Regions from separate parts of the Homo sapiens genome. Here region 1 is linked to region 2. Evidence: chromatin contacts called from ENCODE Hi-C or POLR2A ChIA-PET data. All regions are on one chromosome and are shown on one strand. The core of a region is the stretch at or near the end of the contact, and the rest is flanking DNA. Distances in the headings are between cores, read along the strand shown. Region 1 has its middle 42 kb from the start of MIR3122. Region 2 has its middle 98 kb from the start of LINC02608.

Evidence for each region. Hi-C counts contacts between places; a loop is a spot of excess contacts on that map. ChIA-PET counts read pairs that join two places held with the same protein, here RNA polymerase II (POLR2A). Pooled maps may share reads with other maps.
Region 1: a map of naive thymus-derived CD4-positive, alpha-beta T cell shows a loop between it and region 2 (2.0-fold over the local background). The contact joins two enhancer-like sites. A Hi-C loop is called at or near these places in 1 of 168 maps with a recorded cell type or tissue (naive thymus-derived CD4-positive, alpha-beta T cell) and 1 of 50 pooled maps. POLR2A ChIA-PET finds 5 or more read pairs at or near these places in 5 of 52 experiments (A673, AG04450, CD4-positive, alpha-beta T cell and 2 more).

What each region holds. Positions count from the first base shown.
Region 1 is chr1:212,117,662-212,122,411 of GRCh38, forward strand. No RefSeq gene overlaps it. Among named protein-coding and RNA genes, the nearest start is that of MIR3122, 42 kb to the left of the region's middle. Within about 2 kb of position 1,995, at least 6 of the 41 ENCODE cell types and tissues checked have a DNase peak (open chromatin) inside an H3K27ac peak, as active enhancers do.
Region 2 is chr1:212,185,061-212,189,849 of GRCh38, forward strand. No RefSeq gene overlaps it. Among named protein-coding and RNA genes, the nearest start is that of LINC02608, 98 kb to the right of the region's middle. RefSeq lists enhancers at 1,547-1,841, 1,792-1,841, 1,892-1,951. Within about 2 kb of position 1,716, at least 4 of the 41 ENCODE cell types and tissues checked have a DNase peak (open chromatin) inside an H3K27ac peak, as active enhancers do.

The DNA.
Region 1 (4,750 bases), core at 745-3,244, 67 kb before region 2:
CAGTGGAGGTATCTGGGGTTGTGGCACATGGGGCCCTGAGGGAAGCTCATCTGGGAGCTAGTTCAGTCAAACACAAGGAAGAAGAGCATGGAAGGTTGCCCTGAGAGTCTAGATGCCCACTGGGACCAGAGAGCAATGATCTCTGGTCTAAATTTACCAGAAGTATTAAAGAGTCAGAAATGAAATATACATACATCCACTGGGTACAGTGGCTCACGCCTGTAATCCCAGCACTTTGGGAGGCCAAAGCGGGCAGATCACGAGGTCAGGAGTTTGAGACCAGCCTGGCCAACATGGTGAAACCCCCGTCTCTACTAAAAATACAAAAATTAGCCGGGCATGGTGATGCGCACCTGTAATCCCAGCTACTCAGGAGGCTGAGGCAGGAGAATCACTTGAACCCGGGAGGCAGAGGTTGCAGTGAGCCAAGATCACCCCACTGCACTCCAGCCTGGGCGACAGAGCAAGACTCCATCTCAAAAAAGAAAAAAAAAGAAATATACATACGTCCAATTAAGAGTGAACTGGGGATGATTTAAAAGATTGCTAGCTGCAGCAGAAGCTCTGATGAAAGTCAGCAAACTTTCCACAGAGCTCTTAAGAAGAGAACAGTATAAATGTGTCACCCAGATACCATAATCTTGACTCTGCTATCTACTGATCCTGTGACCTTATGCAAGTTACTTCATTTCTCTGAGCCCCAGTGTCCTCACTGAAAAACAGGAAAGGTGATAACAGTGCTTTCTCTGTTGTCATCGGAGGATTAAATAAATTACTATATATGTAAGGTGCCTAGGCAAGTGTCAGTCGTGTACTACATTTTAACTTTTTATGATTATCCTGGGGGTGCTAAAGTCCCTACCTTGAAGTGCAAATGGTGGGGAAGACAGTCAGACACACATGGTCTTAATGGAATGGGTTGTTGAAGGCTCCAACACCACAGAGAGCTTGTACGTTTTCAGCTGCACTCAGCAATCTGGGAGCAGAGCCAAAGAAAACTGAGGTAGGGATTACCCAAGGTGGGAAGTCAGCACAGGCGACCCAGGGAAGAGTGAAAGTATGCGGGACCCATGGGCACCCTGGAAACGGCAGGCCAAGGGATCCAGGCTGGATGTGGAGGGTGCAAGAGATTCTGGGAAGGGTGAGCAGGTGAGGAAGAATTACCTGAAGCAGACAGGTAGAAAGAAGCTAAGATGTTTGTGGTCAGAGTAGGGTTGTAAGAATTTGGTATGATATGGGCCATTCTGATGCCCATGTCCAAAGTATATTTGTTACAGTGAATGACAGGTTGGGCAGATGTTATTTGTAGGTTTTAGAAAACAATAGTGAAGCTAAGATACCAGAAAAGTAAAAAAACAGGTGACAGAAGAGGAAGTTGTCATGAAAGCTACAAGGCAGGTGTTAAGCCACTGAGGAGGGCAAGAGAATGTGCTGGACACCAGCGAACAGTTGAGTGGACTGAGCCAGCAGTAAAACAGGATGATGTGCCCAAGAAGGGTGGGGAAGCCGGGGTCTGGAGAAGCTGGGGTCAGGAGGTTGGAGAATGTCAGCCTGTTCTGACCCTGAGGAAGAGAGATGGGGCCTGGTGGCAGGCCAGGTTTTCATTTAGGATGAGAAGGGGGAAGGAGTGTGTGTGAAAAGAATGGAGGAGGTAAGGAAAGGGTGTTCACCAGATAGCTGGTGCTGTACAGCCCAGGGGCACAGAGACACCTGCAAAAGCCCAGGGATAGTTAGCAGCAAAACGCTGTCCTGGATTACTGCCCTGCCAGGAAGTGAGAGTGAGAGGCCAGGTTATGTCCCCACATAGCCCTGCCAGGGCCCTCCACTGCAGTGCAAGAGACAGGCTTGCAGGACTCAGCCCGAGAAAGAATCTGGGCTCCTGAGTCAAAGCAGCATCCTATTTCTGCTACATTCAGCCTGCTGAGTAATGGCTCCAAAGGCAATGCCAGCAGCTCACAGGGCACAAGGGGAAAGTGAGAAGCAGGGCCTGGCACCTTATTTTTGGAGCTGCTGTCAAAGGCCCAGCCCTCTGGTTCTGTGTGCCTGACACTCAGCGACAGCTCTCAGTGTGAGCTTGGATAACCAGCCCTGCAGGCACTGGCTGAGGTGCCCAGAGAGGCAGGCCCTGTGAGAAAGACGAGTTATGTGACTTCACCGAAGACAGGGAGAATGGAGTCTTTACTTCTTAAAGGAGTTCTTACTTCTTGAAGGAGTCAATCTCATTGGTCATCCCAGCTGGGCTAGTGCCTCAGCCTGAAGTCCCTTAGGAGTGAGCCTTGTATTCTTTCGCTGCTCACTTGTTCTTTGAAAATTACCTAAAATGATGGTGACATGCGGAACACACACAAACTTGAGGTGTTTGTTAAAGTGAGCAGTTTGAGCTAGAGTGGACTTTGAGCTGGTTTCCAAAGGCAGGGATGCCACTCACACTCTCCCAGCCAGTCCTCCATGTGTCCCCAGTGATGCTCCTGGCTACAGCTAGGGCTCAGTCTAATGTGAAAACAGAGTGACATTAGTTGTCGCATAATCACAAAGGTCAAACTTGTGATCCTTTGAGCACAGTGCTCTGGAAACTTGAGCTAACTGGCCCTGAGAACCTTTGAGACCAGCCTTTGGGTTAATTTCTGCTAAACAGATAGAACCAGACTCAGCCCTGGGGATACTCATGGCTCTTGGATAGTAGATCTGGTTCCCTTAAATCTCCAGTCTTCCTTAGACCCATCCAGATCCCCCAAGTCTGGGCTCTAGGTGAGTAGCCATTAATATCTTAATTTCCTATATGCTGACCCACCTTTTTCTTTAAAAGTATATCCTATTGATTCCTTGGGATTTTTTCTTAGGAATTCAATTTCTCTCATATTAAATATGCTTATGAAATAAAGGAATTGGGGCCAGAAACAGTGGCTCACGCCTGTAATCCCAACACTTTGGGAGGCCAAGGCAGGTGGATCACCTGCAGTCGGGAGTTCGAGACCAACATGGAAAAACCCCGTCTCTACTAAAAATACAGAATTAGCCAGGCGTGGTGGCGCATGCCTGTAATCCCAGCTACTCCGGTGGCTGAGGCAGGAGAATTGATTAAAACCAGGAGTAAGAGGTTGCGGTGAGCCAAGATTGCGCCATTGCACTCCAGCCTGGGCAACAAGAGCGAAACTCCGTCTCAAAATAAATAAATAAATAAGTAAAGGAATTGGAATCCAATGAGATTGAGTGGTTTGCACTGAATGGTCATAAGAACTTTATAGCACAGCAGTGATTAGAGCCCCACAGTCTCTGCCTCTGTCAGTTGGCCCATCCTCCACCTGCTGACCTCTGGTTTGTGCCAGTCTAAGACCCAAACCACTTATGACCACAGGTGTGGACCTCTTCTATGTGATAGTCTGGACATCACTGTGTTGGGTAATGGTCATCACTACACTGGGGGAACTTTCTGACAGATTCCTTTCTGTGATAAGCCCAACCGGGTGGAATTCTATTGTGCCCAGAGATAATTGTCCTGCAGTCAGAGCATTCTATGTTTTTCTCTGTCGTTGATTAATCAAGAGGGTTTCAGGCTTCCCTGTAGGCAAAATGTCTAAAGCATAAAAATGGTGAGATCTGTGTTCTGAATTCCATTAGTTTTTCTGTGGCTACAACTGGGTCTTACTCATTTATCAGATTAAATGCAATAGTGTTAGAAACAGGCTGGGTACAGTGGCTCACGCCTGTAATCCCAGCACTTTGGGAGGCCAAGACAGGCAGATCACTTGAGGTCAGGAGTTCAAGACCAGCCTAGCCAACAATGGCAAAACCCCATCTCTGCTAAAAATACAAAAATTAGTCAGCATGGTGGCACGTCCTGTAGTCTCAGCTGCTTGGGAGGTTGAGGCAGGAGAATCACTTGAACCCAGGAGGCAGAGGTTGCAGTGAGCCAGGATCACACCACTGCACTCCAGCCTGGGTGACAGAGCAGGATTTCTTAACGTTTAGAGGTTATCCACATTTTTGAGACTCTTTGAAATCTAAGGACACATACCCCAGAAAAATTCACAAGATGCTTATATACAAAATGTTGCTTATAAGAGTGTGAGGAGGGGCTGCAAGTTTGTAAACCCTATAAAGCCCATTGATGGAGTCTGGGGGATTTGTAGATCTCTGTTTAAAGATGCCTTAAACTACTCTAAGCCAATTCAAGCTCGAGCACAGTGCTGATGGAACAAGGTTGGTAGGTTTGGTCCCTATGTGGTCGAGCTAACTTTGTACACAGGAGCTCTTATCTTAGAACCACAGAGTAATCTCAAAAGTTCAAATCTAGATGGAGGTTTAGCATGTGCTGAGTTCAACCACCTCCTTTTACAGAATAAACAGGAAAAAAAAAGAAGCAAGAGAATATTAGTCATTTACTTGAGGTCACATGGATAATTACTGGCAGGGTCAGGACTAGAGCCTATGTCACACCACATATGCAAAGTAAATGTTCTTTTAATGGTGAATCAGGAATATCAACTTTATATATGGAAGAAAGCACATGATTATAATATCTCCATTTTTAAAGATATGAACAAGATAGGCAGCCAGTATTTACTGTCTATCATACACTTGTTCATTTATTCATTTATCAAAAAAACAAATTTAACGTCCACTATGCAGCAAGCACTATGCTAGGTACTATTTACCATAAGGCTCAAATCTTCCTTAAGAAATTACTAACAAAAGCTGACCAGGCACAGTGGCTCATGCCTATAATCCCAGCACTTTGGGAGGCCGAGGC
Region 2 (4,789 bases), core at 466-2,965:
TAACTAGGAGAAAAGTCAGTCAGTAAAAACAGACCCAGAAGTGGCAGAGATGATGAAATTAGCAGATAAGAACCTTAAAAACAACTACTATAAGCATGCTTCACATGCTGAGGAAGATAGAAAACCTGAGCCAGGTGTGGTGGCTCACGACTGTAATCCCAGCACTTTGGGAGGCAGAGGCGGGTGGATCACTTGAGGTCAGGAGGCAGAGGCGGGTGGATCACTTGAGGTCGGGAGGCAGAGGCGGGTGGATCACTTGAGGTCAGGAGGCAGAGGCGGGTGGATCACTTGAGGTCAGGAGGCAGAGGCGGGTGGATCACTTGAAGCCAGGAGTTCGGGACCAGACTGGCCAATACAGTGAAGTCCCGACTCTATTAAAAATACAAAAATTAGCTGGGCGTGGTGGCATGCACCTGTAATCCCAGCTACTTGGAAGGCCGAGGCATGAGAATTGCTTGAACCCCGGAGGCGGAGGTTGCAGTGAGCTGAGACACCACCACTGCACTCCAGCCTGAGCGATAGAGACTCTGTCTCAAAAAAGAAAATAAAAATAGATAGAAAACATGAACACAATGAAAGGATAAACTGAAGATACAAAAAAGATCCAAACGAAACTCCTAGAGATGAAAAATACATTTGAAATGGAAAGTATACTGCATGGGATTAAGAACAAATTGGACGATGCAAAAGAAAAGATCAATAAATTGAAAACATAGCAATAGAAACTGTCTAGAGAAAAACAACTAAAGAAACAAAAAATAAAGAGAGAGAGGTAAAGAGAGTGAGCTTCAGTTACCTGAGAGACAATATTAAGCAGTTTAACATGGAATTTAAGTCCCAGAAGAGGGGAATAAGAAATTTTTTTTGAAAAAATAATGGCTGAAAATTTCCCCAAATTGATGAAAACCATAAACTCACGCATACAAGAAGCTCAATAATCTCCAAGCAGAGTAAATATAAAGAAAACTGGCCAGGCACAGTGTCTCACACCTGTAATCTCAGCACTTTAGGAGGCTGAGGCAAGAGGATCGCTTGAGCCCAGGAGTTTGAGACCAGCCTCAGCAACATAGTGAGACCTTGCCTTTATTTAAAAAAAAAAAAAAAAATGAAGGCATGGTGGCACACACCTGTGGTCCCAGCTACTGGAAAGGCTGAGGTAGGAGGATTGCTTGGGCCCAGGAGGCAGAGGTTGCAGTGAACCGAGATTGTGCTACTCTAGTCTGGGTGACAGAGTGAGACTCTGTCTCAAAATAAAATAAAAAATCAACCTTGGACCTTCGTTTGTCACCCAGAAATTCAGTCAACGGGTCAGTCCATCAGACCAATAGCAGTAGTGAGCACCACTTGCATAGAGAAAAAAGCCAGCCCGCCAGGATAAAATAGGAGGGTCCCGAGGCCTTAACTGTGCAGAAGTGCTTCCCACACAAAGGTTTCCTCACCTGTCAGTGTCTACCCCAACAAGCACCAGAGAACCATCATGAAAATGTACAGTGAATGTGAGGGAGGGCCAATCACATTAACATTAAATGTGAGGGAGGGCCAATCACATTAACATTAAATGTGAGGGAGGGCCAATCACATTAACATTAGCAGGACTGTACCTTGAAACCGTTAACCCTGGGAGAAAGAATGGTTGAACAGTAAGCTTTCTGCATTGTTGAGATGAAGCCAGCAACAGTAGGCAAGAAGGTCGTAGCAGGAAGAAGGAAGTATTCTCTGGAGACCAACTCTCCTGTTTCAGTTTCGTCCCTGGGGCTAGTCCTGCTGAGTCCTGTAAGGTAGTAGTGTGGTGGTTCTTAATCTTTTTTTTTTCTTTTCGTGTTGGAGGCACATCTTTGACTATTAGAATTTGGTGTAGCAGATTTGAAAAAATATGTATTGTAAAACTGAAAATGATACCAAAGTAAGCAGTAATTTCACCTGCAGTCATTGCCAAAATATTAAGTTCTCACAGCATTTACAGCACTCATAGAGGCAGCACCAGTTTTCGGTCCTTCTATAATACATCACCATCTAGAAACGGCCTGTTTATAGACCCCTAAAGCCATCTCTTACATACTCTAGAGACAAAGTTCTCATGTGTTCCAGTCAACACAGGAGTTTTTTTGTTGATTTGTTTAGGGTGGGGGTGGTGGGTGCTGGCTCCATGTCATATTATTTCCTCCTCTATCTAGAAGAAAGTTTACGTCGCTCTCTGTACCCATAATGTGAACCCCTTGAGTCAGCAGTGAGTATTCTGACATACACTGAATCCTCAGTTGTAGCAAAAAGTGATTTTTTTTTTTTGAGATGAAGTCCCACTCTTGTCACCCAGGCTGGAGTGCAGTGGCACAATCTCAGCTCACTGCAACCTCCGCCTCCCGGGTTCAAGTGATTCTCCTGCTTCAACCTCCCAGGTAGCTGGGATTACAGGTGGCCTGCCACCATGCCCAGCTAATTTTTGTATTTTTAGTAGAGATGGGGAGACGGGGTTTCACCGTGTTGGCCAGGCTGGTCTCAAACTCCTGACCTCAGATGATCTACCCGCCTCAGCCTCCCAAAGTGCTAAGATTACAGGCGTGAGCCACTGCTCCCGGCCCTCAAAAGGTGATCTTTAGTATTTTTAGTAGAGACAGGGTTTAACCGTGTTAGCCAGGATGGTCTCGATCTCCTGACCTTGTGATCTGCCCATCTCGGCCTTCCAAAGTGTTGGAATTACAGGTGTGAGCCACTGCACCCAGCCGCATTGGCCAATATTTGACAGTGCCCTGTGAAAGGATTGGCAGGAGAAGAAAATAAATAGGAAACAGTTTTCCAGCCACAAGAAATTCAACTCAATTCAATCAAGGCTGACTAAACACCTGCTGCATCTAAGTCCTTGAGCCAGGGTGGGCTTCTGTCCCTAGCAGAGGCTCTTCAGCCTGGAGGCGCACCGCTGGGCTGGGGCAGGACCAGTTAAAAGTGAGGAAACCATACATGTACGTCAGAGATATGTTTTCTCTCTTTTCCCTTTGGGAAGATGTTCTTGGGAGTTCTTTGCCAGGAAGTTGGTCACTTCCTGCCCAAATGATGAGGTTTCCAAAAGGTATAAATAGATTCACTTGCCACATGGAATTGGCTGAAGATGCCTCCACATGCCAGAAGGAAGCCTTGGGAGGGTTCTTTCCAGTATCAGGGAGCTCAGAGACAGGAGGCAGCAGCTGCCAGAGAAGCAGCACCAGCACCAGCCGGGCCCAGTGGGCTTCAGGGCTGAGGGCAAAAGGGCCTGGAAAAGTAACAAGTCTGTTGCGGAAAGTGCCGGGACTAACGTGCTGTGAGTACGGTGAAGCATATGAGAGAAAAGAGCATAGTAAATGATGAATAAGTATAAGAAATGCGGCCGGGCGCAGTGACTCACACCTATAGGCCCAGCACTTTGGGAGGCCGAGTCGGGCAGATCATCTGAGGTCAGGAGTTCGAGACCAGCCTGGCCAACATGGTGGAACTCTGTCTCTACGAAAAATGCAAAAATTAGCTGGGCATGGTGGCGCACACCTATAATCCCAGCTACTCTGGAGGCTGAGGATGGAGAATTGCTTGAACATGGGAGGTGGAGGTTCCAGTGAGCTGAGATCATGCCACTGCACGCCAGCTGAGGCAACAGAGTGAGACTTCGTCTCAAAAAAAAAAAAAGTAAGAAATGCGTTTGTAAGGATCTGCAGAAGGAAAAAAGAAGACTACTAGAAATGTCAGTACCTGCTCAGTGAGTCATGCAGGGTGAACCACATACAGGAAGGGGTCAGAGGGTGCAAGAAGGGGAAGAACATGATAACTTATAGGGCCAAAGGCTGTGAGACTCACCTGGTTGTGCTAAAGAATTCTCCATGTAGGCATTGGTGTTACATTCAAATTTGTGTTGCACATATATTGTTTTTGTGTAACTTTAAGTGCGTACTAAGTTCTATTGGTACTTTATCCATGGGAGTAATTAAATTATCAAACACATCCTTTTTTGCTAATGGTATTGCTCTGCCAAGGTAAAAAGGACCCCTGCCTTGGGCCTTTGCTTTAGACCTTAATTATTCAAAGTGTGGCCCTTGTACCAGCAGCATCAACAGCACCTGGAAGCTTGGGAGAAATGCAGAATATCAGGCCCTACCCCATACCTACTTAATAAGATCCCAGGTGATTCACATGTGCATTAAAGTCAGAGAACTGTGCTTCCTCCAGCTGTGTCTCTCCTCACTGCAGGCACGGTCCTCAGGGCCAAGGAGACGTGGCCATCCAGCACCCCTTCCCTTCTAGATCATGCTCCAGGTAGCTGGGACACCAGAATACTCTGGACATTGGCCCTCTCTGACCCTGCCCCCAGAGTTTTTGTGGCCCATCCCCTCAGGGATGGCCTCATTGCCACCATGAGATCTCTGGGCCTGAGAGGTGGCCTCGGGGCAGCTGTTGGCAGGACATGTGGACAGAGGTTGGACCACATTCTGGAGTATCCACAGGCTTGCATATGAGGTCCCTTGGACAGAGCCAGAAGCAGGAAAGGAAGCAGAGGAAGGAAGTCATCGTGTCCTGTGCCACCACATTTCAGGGCAGGACTCCAAGTAATTCAAGAATCTACATTTGAAATTGTTCTTCCAGGTCATTCTAAAAGTATATTTGTTGGCTGGGTGCGTTGGTTCACACCTGTAATCCTATCACTCTGGGAAGCCAAGGTGGGCAGACCACCTGAAGTCAGGACTTCAAGAACAGCCTGGCCAACATTGTGAAACCCCGTTTCCATTAAAAGTACAAAAATTAGCTGGGCATGGTTGTGTCTGCCTGTCGT